3 separate regions of the Homo sapiens genome follow, and all the other regions are linked to region 3. Evidence: chromatin contacts called from ENCODE Hi-C or POLR2A ChIA-PET data. All regions are on one chromosome and are shown on one strand. Each heading gives the region's core, a stretch centred on a gene start or an enhancer-like site at or near the end of the contact. The rest is flanking DNA. Distances are from core to core; before and after follow the strand shown. Region 1 holds the start of MRPL47 (mitochondrial ribosomal protein L47). Region 2 holds the start of ACTL6A (actin like 6A). Region 3 overlaps PEX5L (peroxisomal biogenesis factor 5 like).

Region 1 (4,012 bases), core at 1,183-3,682, 360 kb before region 3:
TGGTGGCACGTGCCTGTAATCCCAGCTACTCAGGAGGCTGAGGCAGGAGAATCACTGGAATCCGAGAGGCAGAGGCTGCGGTGAGCTGAGATTGTGCCACTGCACCCCAGTCTGGGCAACAAGAGCAAAACTCCATCTCTAAATAAATAAACAAACTTTAAATTATCATTAAAAAATAAAATCTAAAATAAGCCCTAAACCTTACTTTAGTTAATAATTTCAGCCTATTCCTTATCTAACCATCTTGCCAATCTGCCAAGGAACAATTAACTCTACTATTATATTGTCCCTTTAATTTTCTCTAGTAGACAGTCTCAAAGAAAACTGAAAAAGGAAACATCTAAATAATTCCTAAACTGGATATATAATCCTAGAACGATGGTTGGGCGGGGCGGGGGGGGGGGTTCCATAAATATATCTAATGTTGACAAATCCAAGTATCTCACCAGATTTTACTTTTTCTTGCCCCCAGTTTTTTGGGTCATCAAAAAATTCTTCTAGTCCTTTCCTTGACAATGTGGTATGAAGTAATCTATATTGGTGAAAGGATGTCACATTTGGTGTACTCTTAGGCAACAAACTAAGAAAAAACCTGCAATTGAACACACATAAACAAGTAAAAGTTTTATAATATCTGGATTTTATAAGCAATAAACATTATCATAATAAACATAATCATTTTGTCATCGATAACATTTTAAAAAGCTACTCAGGGTTTCTGCACAAGAATTAATTTTTTTTTCTTATTTAGAGACTGGGTCTCACTATGTTGTCCAGGCTGGTCTCGAACTCCTGGGCTCAAGTGATCCTCCCACCTTGGCCTCCCAAAGTGCTGGAATTACAGGGATGAGCCACCATGCTTGGCCACAATAAATTTTGAAAATGCTTTAGAAAGTATTGTTAATACTGCATTATAGAAGCTGCTACCTTATAATTTCAGAGGTAACATAGTTACACAATTATATTTTAAGGTAACATTTTTGGGTCCTTCTTACATTGCTAATGGGTGCAAGCGCAGGTAAAAAGAGCAGTCAATTTTGCAACATGTGGGCTGGGCACGGTGGCTCACACCTGTTATCCCAGAAATTTGGAAGGCCGAGGTGGGAGGATCACTTTGAGCCCAGGAGCTCAAGACCAGCCTGGGCAAGATGGCAAAACCTCATCTTTAACAAAAATACAAAAATTAGCCAGGCATAGTAGCACGTGCCTTATAGTCCCAACTACTCGGGAGGCTGAGGTGGGAGGACGCTTTGAGCCTGGGAGGCAGAGGTTTCAGTGAGCTGAGATCACACCATTGCACTCCAGCCTGGGCGACAGAGTCAGTCCCTGTCTCAAAAAACAAAAACAAAAAAACCTCACAATTTTGCAACATGTATCAGGAGCCTCAAATACTTCCTCCTTTAATTCAGTAATTCTGCATCTAGAAGTTTCAACTGAAAAAATTATTATAGATGGGAATTTATAAATTAAGATGTTTATTAAAGCACTATATAGGATGTCAAGTTTTTAATTATGTAAATACGCAGCTAAGAATGGTTTAAAAATTACTGTGCATCTGGATGATAAATTATTATGCAGTAATTCAAAAATCCTGTTTTTAAAAAATAGTTAACGACCTGAGATGATTTGAAACTAAATAATGAAGTTTATCACAAGTGTTGTATCCCTACCAAAAATATTTAGCCTAAATCTTATAATGAGGAAACAATCAGACAAATCCAAATGAATAAGATTCTTAAAAAGCTAATCTCATCAAAATGTCAACAACATTAAGAAAAAAAAAAAAAAGAAATTGTTCCGGATAGAGACTAAAGAGTCATGGCAACCAATGTAATAAATGGATACTTCACTGGATCCAGGACCAAGAAAAATAAATAAATAAAAGAAGTTACTAAGTTACCAGTTACTTTCATTGTAACACATCCTGTAAATACAAATATCTCTTCTTTTTTAATCCATCCAAACTTGACACAGACTTGAGTATCACAACAAAAACATCTTCGGTAAAGTTTTTCGCACCTCACCCAGCCCAAGAGGATGCTTCTGTACTTATAGATGTATTTACTTCAACAAATGCTGGACATCTACAAACCCCATATACTGTCTTGTCCACAGCAGGCAGCAACAAAATGAGGAAGGAATAGAAATGTCGGAGGTGAGCGACTTCTCCAAGGTCACTCACTCCTCACCAAAGTGGGCTCCGGCTCTGCCATCCAGGCGGCCGTTCCATTCTTGAGTTGTTCTCGGCATCTCGGCATCTCGGCAACCAAACAAGATCCAAAGTTGGAGAGGTGGGCAAACCTACTTTATACATCACTTACCCTGTGCAGGCAGGGACCTGAGGAGTTATTAACGATCGGGAAGATTTCAGGGCGGATGAAACTCTCCTACAAAGAAGGGCCAAACCGGCCGCAGCCATGTTTTCGCATAACTGGCAAAACGCGTTTCCGCCAACGATAGCGTCACTTCCGGCGTCTCAAGCCGGCGGTGAGGAGAATAGAAAACTTGCCCTCACTTAAGATGGCCACATCCTGCCTTTGTCCTCATTGGTAAATTGGCTCTCTCAGCTTCCGTGACCCGCCTCCCTTCTTCCTCCTGCCCGTAGTAGCCATGGCGGCCATGAGTTTGTTGCGGCGGGTTTCGGTTACTGCGGTGGCAGCTCTGTCTGGCCGGCCCCTTGGCACTCGCCTCGGATTTGGGGGCTTCCTCACTCGTGGCTTTCCGAAGGCTGCTGGTGGGTGCTGGCCTAGGGAGAACGGGCGTGAAGCGGGTGCGGGGCGAGAAAAGGGAGGACGCTTCCAGGGTGACCTTGGTGGGATCCGGAGGGAGCCGGGACAAGTTGTGGGCTTGGGGCTTGACAGGAGAGACGGAGCACGAGCTATATGAGGGGTTTTCCTGAAGTAGCCAGATAGATCGTGTTTACATTATTAGCATTTCTAAAACGTTGTTATTCACCATCCCAATTAATGCTAATTTGCGGATGAAGCTGAGTCTAGAAAGGTATAGAGCTGAGATCTGTATCTCTAGGGCACAAGCTTATTGTTGCGTTCCACCTGCCCAAAGGCTAGGTTCTAGTCCCACAGATGCAAAGTCATCTTGCCGAGAAGCCCACCTATGCTAAGGAATATGAAGACAGGTAATATGTAGACAGGTAAAGAGGCTCAGGGCCAACTTATTCTTTAGGCACAGTAAGTACCGTGCCGCCCAATAATGAGATGCAGATGAACTGGGGAGGAAGAGAGGTTTTTGTTTTGTTTTGTTTTGTTTGTTTGTTTTTTGAGACAGAGTCTCACTCTGTTGCCCAGGCTGGAGTGCAGTGGCGCGATCTTGGCTCACTGCAACCTCCGCCTCCTGGGTTCAAGCGATTCTCCTGCCTGAACCCATGATAGTTTTAGGGGTCTACGAAAGTCTTTTAATTTAAATTTCTTTTTTAAAAAAACCATAATGTTTATGAATATGATAACGAATCCAGCCTGTATTATGTTCGTTTTATACCAATGCAGTCATAAAATATTATTTTTAATAACTTAGACGAAGGGGCCCTTGAAGGCAAAAGTGCCTAGGTCTCAGGAAAGTCATAATACAGTCTTTTTTTTTTTTTCTTTTGAGACAGTCTCACTCTGTCACCCAGGCTGGAGTGCAGTGGCACCATCTTGGCTCACTGCAATCTCCACCCCCCGGGTTCAAGCGATTCTCCCGCCTCAGCCTCCCCAGTAGCTGAGGCTACAGGTGCACACCACCACGCCTGGCTAATTTTTGTATATTTAGTAGAGATGGGGTTTCACCATGTTGGCCAGGCTGGTCTCGAACTCCTCACCTCAAATGATCCGCCCACCTCAGCCTCCCAAAGTGCTGGGATTATAGGCGTAAGCCACTGCACCTGACCAATACAGTCTTAATAGGGCTATTTGGACCTCCTTGGAGACAGTGAGTTGCATCATGGCGGTGTGAATAATCATAGCAAAGATCAAATGCTTGATATTCAGTGTACTTTATTATCTCAGAGACTCTG
Region 2 (3,489 bases), core at 440-2,939, 400 kb before region 3:
TTGAACTCCTGGCCTCAAGCGATCCTCCTGCTTGGACCTCCCAAAGTGCTAGGATTACAGCTGTGAGCCACCATGCCCAACCTGTCACATATTATTCTTTAAAATATTTTAAATAATAATTTAAAAACAGAAATAATCATTCTTAGCTCAAGGCCAAAAAAAAAAAAAAAAAAAGGCAGTCTTCCCACCTGCTTCCCCTTTTCCCCACCTCCCCTCCCCACCCCACACACAAAAGACTGGATTTGGCCCTAGTGCCATAGTGTGCTGACACACATCTGCATTATCTCACTGGGTTAATAGGGCTTTTCTAAATGGTCAGATACACTGTGATTATATTGTCAAGTGAATGGGAAAGAGTTTTCCCGCTAGCCTTTTTTCCCACCCTACTGCCTCATCACTTTCTGCCACCCTCTGCCACTGAGACTGATGGGGTTTTAGTCAATCGTTTCTAAGGTTAAAAGTAGGCACTGCATGTCTAGACTCTAGACAAGGATCAATTACAAGGATAGGCAGCAATCTTAAGGGTTTGAGCGCTGGAGTGTCCTGATCGGGTTTGGGCGTTTTCACAGATGAAGCTCCCTTGATCAAGAGTGGCAAAGGGACACAGCAACAAGTTGTTGCAGTAATCTGGGGATAAAGGAAGGTGATCTGGACTAGGCTGGTAGAAATAGGGGACTAAGGCTGTTTTTGGGATGCCTATTTAGGATTGGGTGCTTGCTTGAATGAAGATTGATTAGCTGTTTTAAATACCTCTCACAGGATAAAAGAAATTGATTTTTTTTTTTTTTGAGACAGAGTCTTGCTCTGTCGCCCAGGCTGGAGTGCAGTGGCGCAATCTCGGCTCACTGCAACCTCTGCCTCCCGGGTTCAAGCGACTCTCCTGCCTCAGCCTCCTGCGTAGCTGGGACTACAGGCCCGGCTACTTTTCTCATTTTTAGTAGACACAGGGTTTCACTGTGTTGCCTAGGCTGGTCTCGAACTCCTGACCTTGTGATCTGCCCGCCTCGGCCTACCAAAGTGCTCGGATTACACGCATGAGCCACCACGCCCGGCCTGAAATTTTTTTTTTTTTTTAAAGAAATGAGTAAGTTTTTTAATAGTTTTTAAAGCGCTACCTAGGTTTAGCTGGGATACCGCATAATTTCATTCTTCTTTTACTTATTAATAACCATTTTAAAAACTGCAAGATCCTATCAATTTGTCTGATTTACTGATTCCCCTATCCCAAAGTGGAGCGCAAAATTTTTACTTTTTCAACATAAAAGTTAGTTTAAAATACTTTTTCTGAAGAAAAAAAGAAAGAAATCCGCATTCCCCACAGTCACTGGACAGGAATCTCGGCGTGGAGACACCCGTTCAATTTCCAGGGGTCTACCTTCCCCTACCCGGGTTCCCGCCGCTCCTCAGCGCCCAGACGCACCTCCTAGTCCCGCCCCCATGCTTCTTCCAGCCTTCCTCCTTCTTCTCCCACTGCCTCCGCCCATTCCCTCGCCCACCCGGGAAGCTCCGCCCCCTCCAGCTCCGCAACCCAACTCCTTCTGTCCTGCTGTCGCTTTCCTCTTTCCCGCCCCCATGGCTGCCTTCGATTGGCTAAACCTGCTGGGCCGCGGCGGGGATGCGGCGCAGCCGCATTCTGATTGGCTAGACTTAGGCCTGGACCCTAGTGATTGGCTGATAGGAGGAGCCAGCAAGTGTGGCTGAGCTCCGGGGTGTGTGGACGCCGCTTTGTTGCCTGAGGTGGGTGGCGGTGGAAGTTAAGGGAGTCAGGGGCTATCGCTCCTCGAGACTCGCAGTCGCGGCCACTGCAGTCACTTCGCCAGTTAGCCCTTAGGGTAGGAGTCGCGCCGGCAGCAGCCATGAGCGGCGGCGTGTACGGGGGAGGTGAGTGAGTGCGGCCGGACGAGAGAGCGCGCCTTTTCGGCGTGTGGGGTTTGTAACCGCCGCTCCCAGCCCTCCCCTCCCCGGCGTTCCCTTCCGGTCTCCCCCTCTCGGGACCCCGGCCTCCCCGCCCCGTCCCCGCCCCACGCTCTGCCCGCCCCCGGAGCCCACCCGGCTCGCCGTGCTCCTCGGGCTCCCTGAAGTGGCGGCTCTCTGTGGCCTCTTCCTGCCTCTGTCCCCGGAGGAGCAGGGTTTTGGGGTGCGCGCTCGGTTCTCTAGGGAGCCTCGGGGCTGGGCGGGAGGCTCAGTCTAGCCGGCCGCCGGGCCCCGGCTTGGGTGACCGCCCCAGGGTCGCATCTCCCCGAGTGCCTCCTGGACTCAGCTGTGTCGGGACGCGTGTGCGCCCGCCTAAACTTGGAAGGTCCCGGCGGTTTGCAAGCGTGGACGGAGGGTTCCCAGAGTGTCCCATAGGTGGCAAAGCGAGCCTCAAGCCGTAGAACTGACTAGGGAAGCGGCGGCCACTTAGGGTACTGCCTCCTCCCCGTCTGCGCCCCATGCGCGAGCTGCCTCACCTTTCAGTAACTCTTGCCTGTTTTTTGGCTGCGGAGTCTCCAGAGTGACTCGTGGGCGGGTCTGTTTGAGATCAATTCAGGAGCACGTGTAATTTAAGGATGCCCAGAAAGTTTGCTGGGGGTCCTAGGCGTGTTATTTTTTCACTTTCTTTGATTAGACTGTGGTGTGGTAGGAAGATTACCAGGTGCCGGGGGTTACAGACCTGGGTTGAAATATCCACCTCACTCTTTATTAAGCGCTTTGGTCTTGGGCAGTTTATGTAACTTTCCAACTTCAGGCCTCATTTATGGAATAATTCCTAGCCGATGGGGGTGGGCATGAAGGTTAAATGAAATAATGCTGCATTTGCCACTTAAAGTCTGGCCCATGGACCAGCAGTGTCAGCATCACCTGCAAGCCTGTTAGAAATGCAGGATCTCACGCGTCATTCAGAATCTACTGATTTAGAGCCTCCATTTTTGCAAGATCTGCAGGTTAATCGAAACACTGATACATATAATTCATGTGTTGGGTTGTGTTTGATGAGTTAGAGACCCAGAAAACAAATCCAGACTATTGCTGTTGTTACTGTGTCTAGTAGTGATGCTGTTTCTATAAAGGATGTCATTTTACAGGTAGGAAACAACAAAAATAAGATTTTTCCTTCATGTTCCCCAAGAAAATCACATCACCCCTAAACTTGGAAGGAGAAAAACATTAAAATCCTCAAAAAAGACAAAAGCCTTTTTAGTAGAGTAGAGGTTCAATTCTTGAGGATTTTTATAGACTAGAAATTGCATCCTAGGTTTTAAACATCCAGAACTCTGTGGTTCTATTAAGCCTCCTGCCTCCCATGGCCACTCTCCTACTTTGGGTTCATGGGGCTTGATTTTTAATGAAGCAGGGTACAGGAATTAGATGTATCTCCCATCCTGGAAAAGGAACAGATGTAAAATTCTGAGAATTTAGAGTCTTAAATTAAAATTCCACCATATCCAGTTTACTAAACTAATTAGGACAGGAAAATGAGCTGATATGTTGGATTTTTTCTATTTCACA
Region 3 (3,848 bases), core at 1,311-3,810:
AACAAAACAAACAAAAACAAAACCGAAAAAAAAAAAATAAAAAAAACCAGATTCCTGGGCCCCACCTCCAGAGTCTGAAGCTCAGAGTATAAATTTCTAGCAAGCGCCAGGTGATGCTGATGCTGTGGTCCATGAACCAACCACTCTTTGAGTAGACAGGTTCTAAAAAACATCTTTGGTAATTGTTCCCAAAGCCCACGTCTCCTCCTGGGAACACGTGGAGCACTGGAAAACCTTGTAACTTTTTCTGGACTATGATTAGGGAAGGAGGAAATAACGCACATCTTAGTTCTTAGAGTTCTGAGGCTCCCAAATGCTCCTGGGAGCCCTTGGTTCCAACTACTGCAGCACGGGCACTGTAACTGTCTGTTGACTGTAAGTCCAACCATACCGGCTTCTTAAAGGCCGTGACTATGGTTATGTTATCTCTGTGTTCCAGCACCTAGCAAACACCTACCAAAAAATTAGGCTGTAAATAAGTTTGTGTAAAATAAGTAAAATAGATTAAATCATTTCCATCAAAATAATGTATTTTTTCTTTTTTTTGAGATGGGAAATAATGTATTTTTTTCAAAAGCAGCATTCTATCTTCCTCCTGAAGTTATTTCATAATAAAGAAAATGAAAAATTATATTTTTTCATATAGCTTCTCTCAGGATCAGTATCAAAAAAATATGATTCCCTATTTAGTTCTCTCACCCCGAACACTGAGGCTAAATGTCACCAGCATTCCCTGACCTGGCTCTGCTGTTTCTCCACTGTTCCTTCTCACTCACCACATGGGAAGAACCACTGTGGCAGCAGAGCAGAATAAGGACAAATTATTTTTTAGAACTATAGCAGGTATTACTGTACTCAGTGTAACTATGTGTTTTCCTCCAAAACTATGCCTAGAATATATATAGCAAAATTGTTTACATAATAAATTTCTCCAAGTAATAGAGTCTCAGATTTTTCTGTTTCTCCATTTTCTGCCTCTTCTTTTCAAGAGCAGGCTTTATGTTTTGCTTATTTTTTTTCTCATTTCTCCCTTATATTTGTAAAGCTGAAGAAGTCTGTCCATCTACAGAACCTAGGGGGACTTGCTCTTTCCCTCTTTGTTCTCTTACCATTTGGATTCTCCAAGGGGCCAGCCTTGGTCAGAACTATGAGGAGGTCTCCTTCCTTGCAATCTATATCCTCTACTTCTAGCAGATATGCCAAAATATTTGTGATATATGTTATATTCTTACACATAGGCAGAAGGAAGAGCAAGAGCAAAGTGTGAAGGGAGGAAGAACATCAAACACTCGATGCTTCAAGGTGTTCAGTATGAATGGGGCATGAAGTTGAGGGGGCATTAGATAAGCACAATGAGGTAGTTAGGGGCTGGATGACAATGGACAGCCTGCAAGCCCAGTGGAGGAGTTTGCATTTTATTTGGGAGACAGTGGGAAACATTAGTTCTCACTATGTATTGGGTGCTCACCAGTAAGCTAAGCAGTGTTGGGGTCCATGGGGTATTGCTACTGTTGTTCATAAAAGTCCTGATCCAAGGGTATGATTTTAACTCAAGTTCCTTGGAGTCTGGATGCAAAATTAAAATGGCTCATTCATCTAGACAAAAACAAGTTGCTTCCTTTTTTAAAAAATGCAAAGTTTACAAGGTTTTACATTTTTAGCTTAAAAATTTAACAATATCTAACCTGTTTATGAGCTCAATATGTTTTATCTTGTAGTAAATGATTTGATTAATGAAATCCATCAACTTATGCAACATAGCTCATTTTTTTCAGGGACTACTCCAATAGTTCATAAAATTTCATGTGTCAATTTTGGGGACACATTTAAAGTTTAAAGAGAGAAGCTGAGAATGCAGGGAAGTGATAACTGAACAACCCTTGACTGGAAGAAAACAACTTCTATGCTTAGTGTTTTTCTACAACAAAATTAGTTAATTATTCACAAATTATACAAATGAGATAATTTTGTTAGAAAACAAAGTGATGAATGAATGTTTTTTCTATTCAGAACATCCAGCACAAAGCCTGGATGGTACATTCTCTCACCATTTCCATTTCTTTAATAAGTTACTTATTCATATATTTCAAGAATGAGATCATTTGGCCAAAAAATACGATGAGGAATAAATAACAATTGTATTGAATGATCACTTGTGTATGTGTATGTGTGTGTGTGTGTGTGTGTGTGTGTGTTTCCTAGATCACAAGACAGGAAGGAAGTGGTACCCATTTCAACTGGGGGTAAACCATGTGAAAAATTAAACCAAAAATGGAAATGACAGAATTCTAGAGTTGTTTTGGAGAAAAGGAAGAAAGCAATGGAGCATAAAAAAAAAAACAGGTTTGCAAGAACTGCATTTCTGTCAAACCTTATATATGCAGTGTCAGAATAAGAGACACGTTCCAGAGGCAGGGATCAGAGAGTGGTGCTGAGCAGAGAAGAAAAGACATGCACTGTAAAGTCTGGATGGAGAGAAGTAAAAGCGCAACCACAGAATGACAAGGTCGGGGCAATGGCAGAGCGTGGGCATCTCAGTCCAAAGTCGAAGAGAAAAAGGGAACTTTACTCTGTAAACTCTCCCTGTTGTTTAAATATGAAAATAAGAAAAATATTTTGTATGGTCTTCCTGATCCTTTGTCATTTTTATTATAAGTGATAAAATTGAATTTATAACATAAATCATTGAGGGACAAATATTTCCACTCACAACTGGTTTTCAAAGCCCTTCTGACAATAGACGCTGATTCAATCAGTAATCACCGAGTTCACCTGCATGGTTCATTAGACAAAAGCACTGGCAGCTGACTTCAAAACGGATGGGCCTGAAAGCTGAACTGTCGATACGGTTCACAATCACCATGGCCAGTTGAGGGGGAGATGATAAACTGAACCAGGTGGAGAGGCCCTGAGAGATGAGCTGTAGAAAAACCATCTGTGTCAACAGGGAGGAAACACTTTGTTAATCCCAGAGTAGTTTAGGAGATTTCAAAGTTTACTTTAAAAATCTTTAATATCTATACCCTGATGGATACTGGGAAGATGTCACAAAGTTTGTGAGAACCATTTTATGAAGAGTTAGGAGGTATCTAATATAAACATCTTTTTATAAAAATCTATCAGACAAATAGACTTTTAGCTGTGCACTTGAAATACACACTTTTCTCAAATGACTATTCTGGTTTGATTACTATGCTTATCTTACCAACATGGGACATTTGGAAGAAAGGAGAGGAAGTATCATAATTTAGAAAGGCAGTTACAGGAGTGGCTGAATGAACTCAAGACTAGAGGCTGCAGATCCCAAGTTCAAATATTGCCTGTGATGTGAAGTAACCTGGTGAACCCAGTCAAGTTACCTTTTTACTCCAAGACTTGCTTAACTTATTTTGATTATAACAAGTAATATGATTAAGCTTCTTAGAACAATATCTTTTCATCAAAGTTTATCTATACACCTAAGTTGTTCCTTAAGTGCTATCACCATAATCATACACACTCCTTCCCCTATTAAGGTGACTAGAAATGGGTTCCATGGGATGGAATTTTTAATTTTTTAATCCACTGGATTAGATTATCTTCTGAAATTCCTTCCAGATCTAATATTTACAGTTCTTATTTTGATCAGATGAACCTACTTAAAAATCAACAGCAAAAATAAATAAGTACGGCAACACTCCTTCCACAATAAAAGGCTGAATAGGTTTCTTTTCAATTTCTCTACCAAATGGCTGAGTCTAATTTTAAGTACTACTGTCTCTGACTGTTACTTTCATATATAACATCATTTTTACACTCAACCTGTCAGCTCATGTCATTTCAATTATGCATTTGTTTTCTCACTGACT

Evidence for each region. A loop is a pair of places that touch in the nucleus more often than their neighbours do. ChIA-PET counts read pairs that join two places held with the same protein, here RNA polymerase II (POLR2A). Pooled maps may share reads with other maps.
Region 1: a map with no recorded cell type shows a loop between it and region 3 (7-fold over the local background). The contact joins the promoter of MRPL47 here to the enhancer-like site in region 3. A Hi-C loop is called at or near these places in 9 of 37 single-sample maps with no recorded cell type and 8 of 50 pooled maps.
Region 2: a map with no recorded cell type shows a loop between it and region 3 (7-fold over the local background). The contact joins the promoter of ACTL6A here to the enhancer-like site in region 3. A Hi-C loop is called at or near these places in 4 of 37 single-sample maps with no recorded cell type and 4 of 50 pooled maps. POLR2A ChIA-PET finds 5 or more read pairs at or near these places in 1 of 52 experiments (OCI-LY7).

Annotation. Positions count from the first base shown.
Region 1 is chr3:179,602,206-179,606,217 of GRCh38, forward strand. MRPL47 (mitochondrial ribosomal protein L47) reads right to left here and starts at 2,433. Exons shown (of 7, transcript NM_020409.3): 1 at 2,322-2,433; 2 at 447-592. The coding sequence starts at 2,419. NDUFB5 (NADH:ubiquinone oxidoreductase subunit B5) reads left to right here and starts at 2,589. Exons shown (of 6, transcript NM_002492.4): 1 at 2,589-2,734. The coding sequence starts at 2,611. RefSeq lists enhancers at 1,723-2,589, 2,515-2,714, 2,590-3,456, 2,895-3,054, 3,085-3,174.
Region 2 is chr3:179,561,237-179,564,725 of GRCh38, forward strand. ACTL6A (actin like 6A) reads left to right here and starts at 1,690. Exons shown (of 14, transcript NM_004301.5): 1 at 1,690-1,881. The coding sequence starts at 1,857. RefSeq lists a silencer at 1,552-1,781.
Region 3 is chr3:179,959,036-179,962,883 of GRCh38, forward strand. All of the region lies in intron 2 of PEX5L (peroxisomal biogenesis factor 5 like), which reads right to left. All of the region lies in intron 1 of LOC124909463 (a long non-coding RNA gene), which reads left to right. Among named protein-coding and RNA genes, the nearest start is that of PEX5L-AS2, 63 kb to the left of the region's middle. RefSeq lists a silencer at 2,879-2,928. Within about 2 kb of position 2,561, at least 2 of the 41 ENCODE cell types and tissues checked have a DNase peak (open chromatin) inside an H3K27ac peak, as active enhancers do; they include OCI-LY7, where a contact is called at or near this core.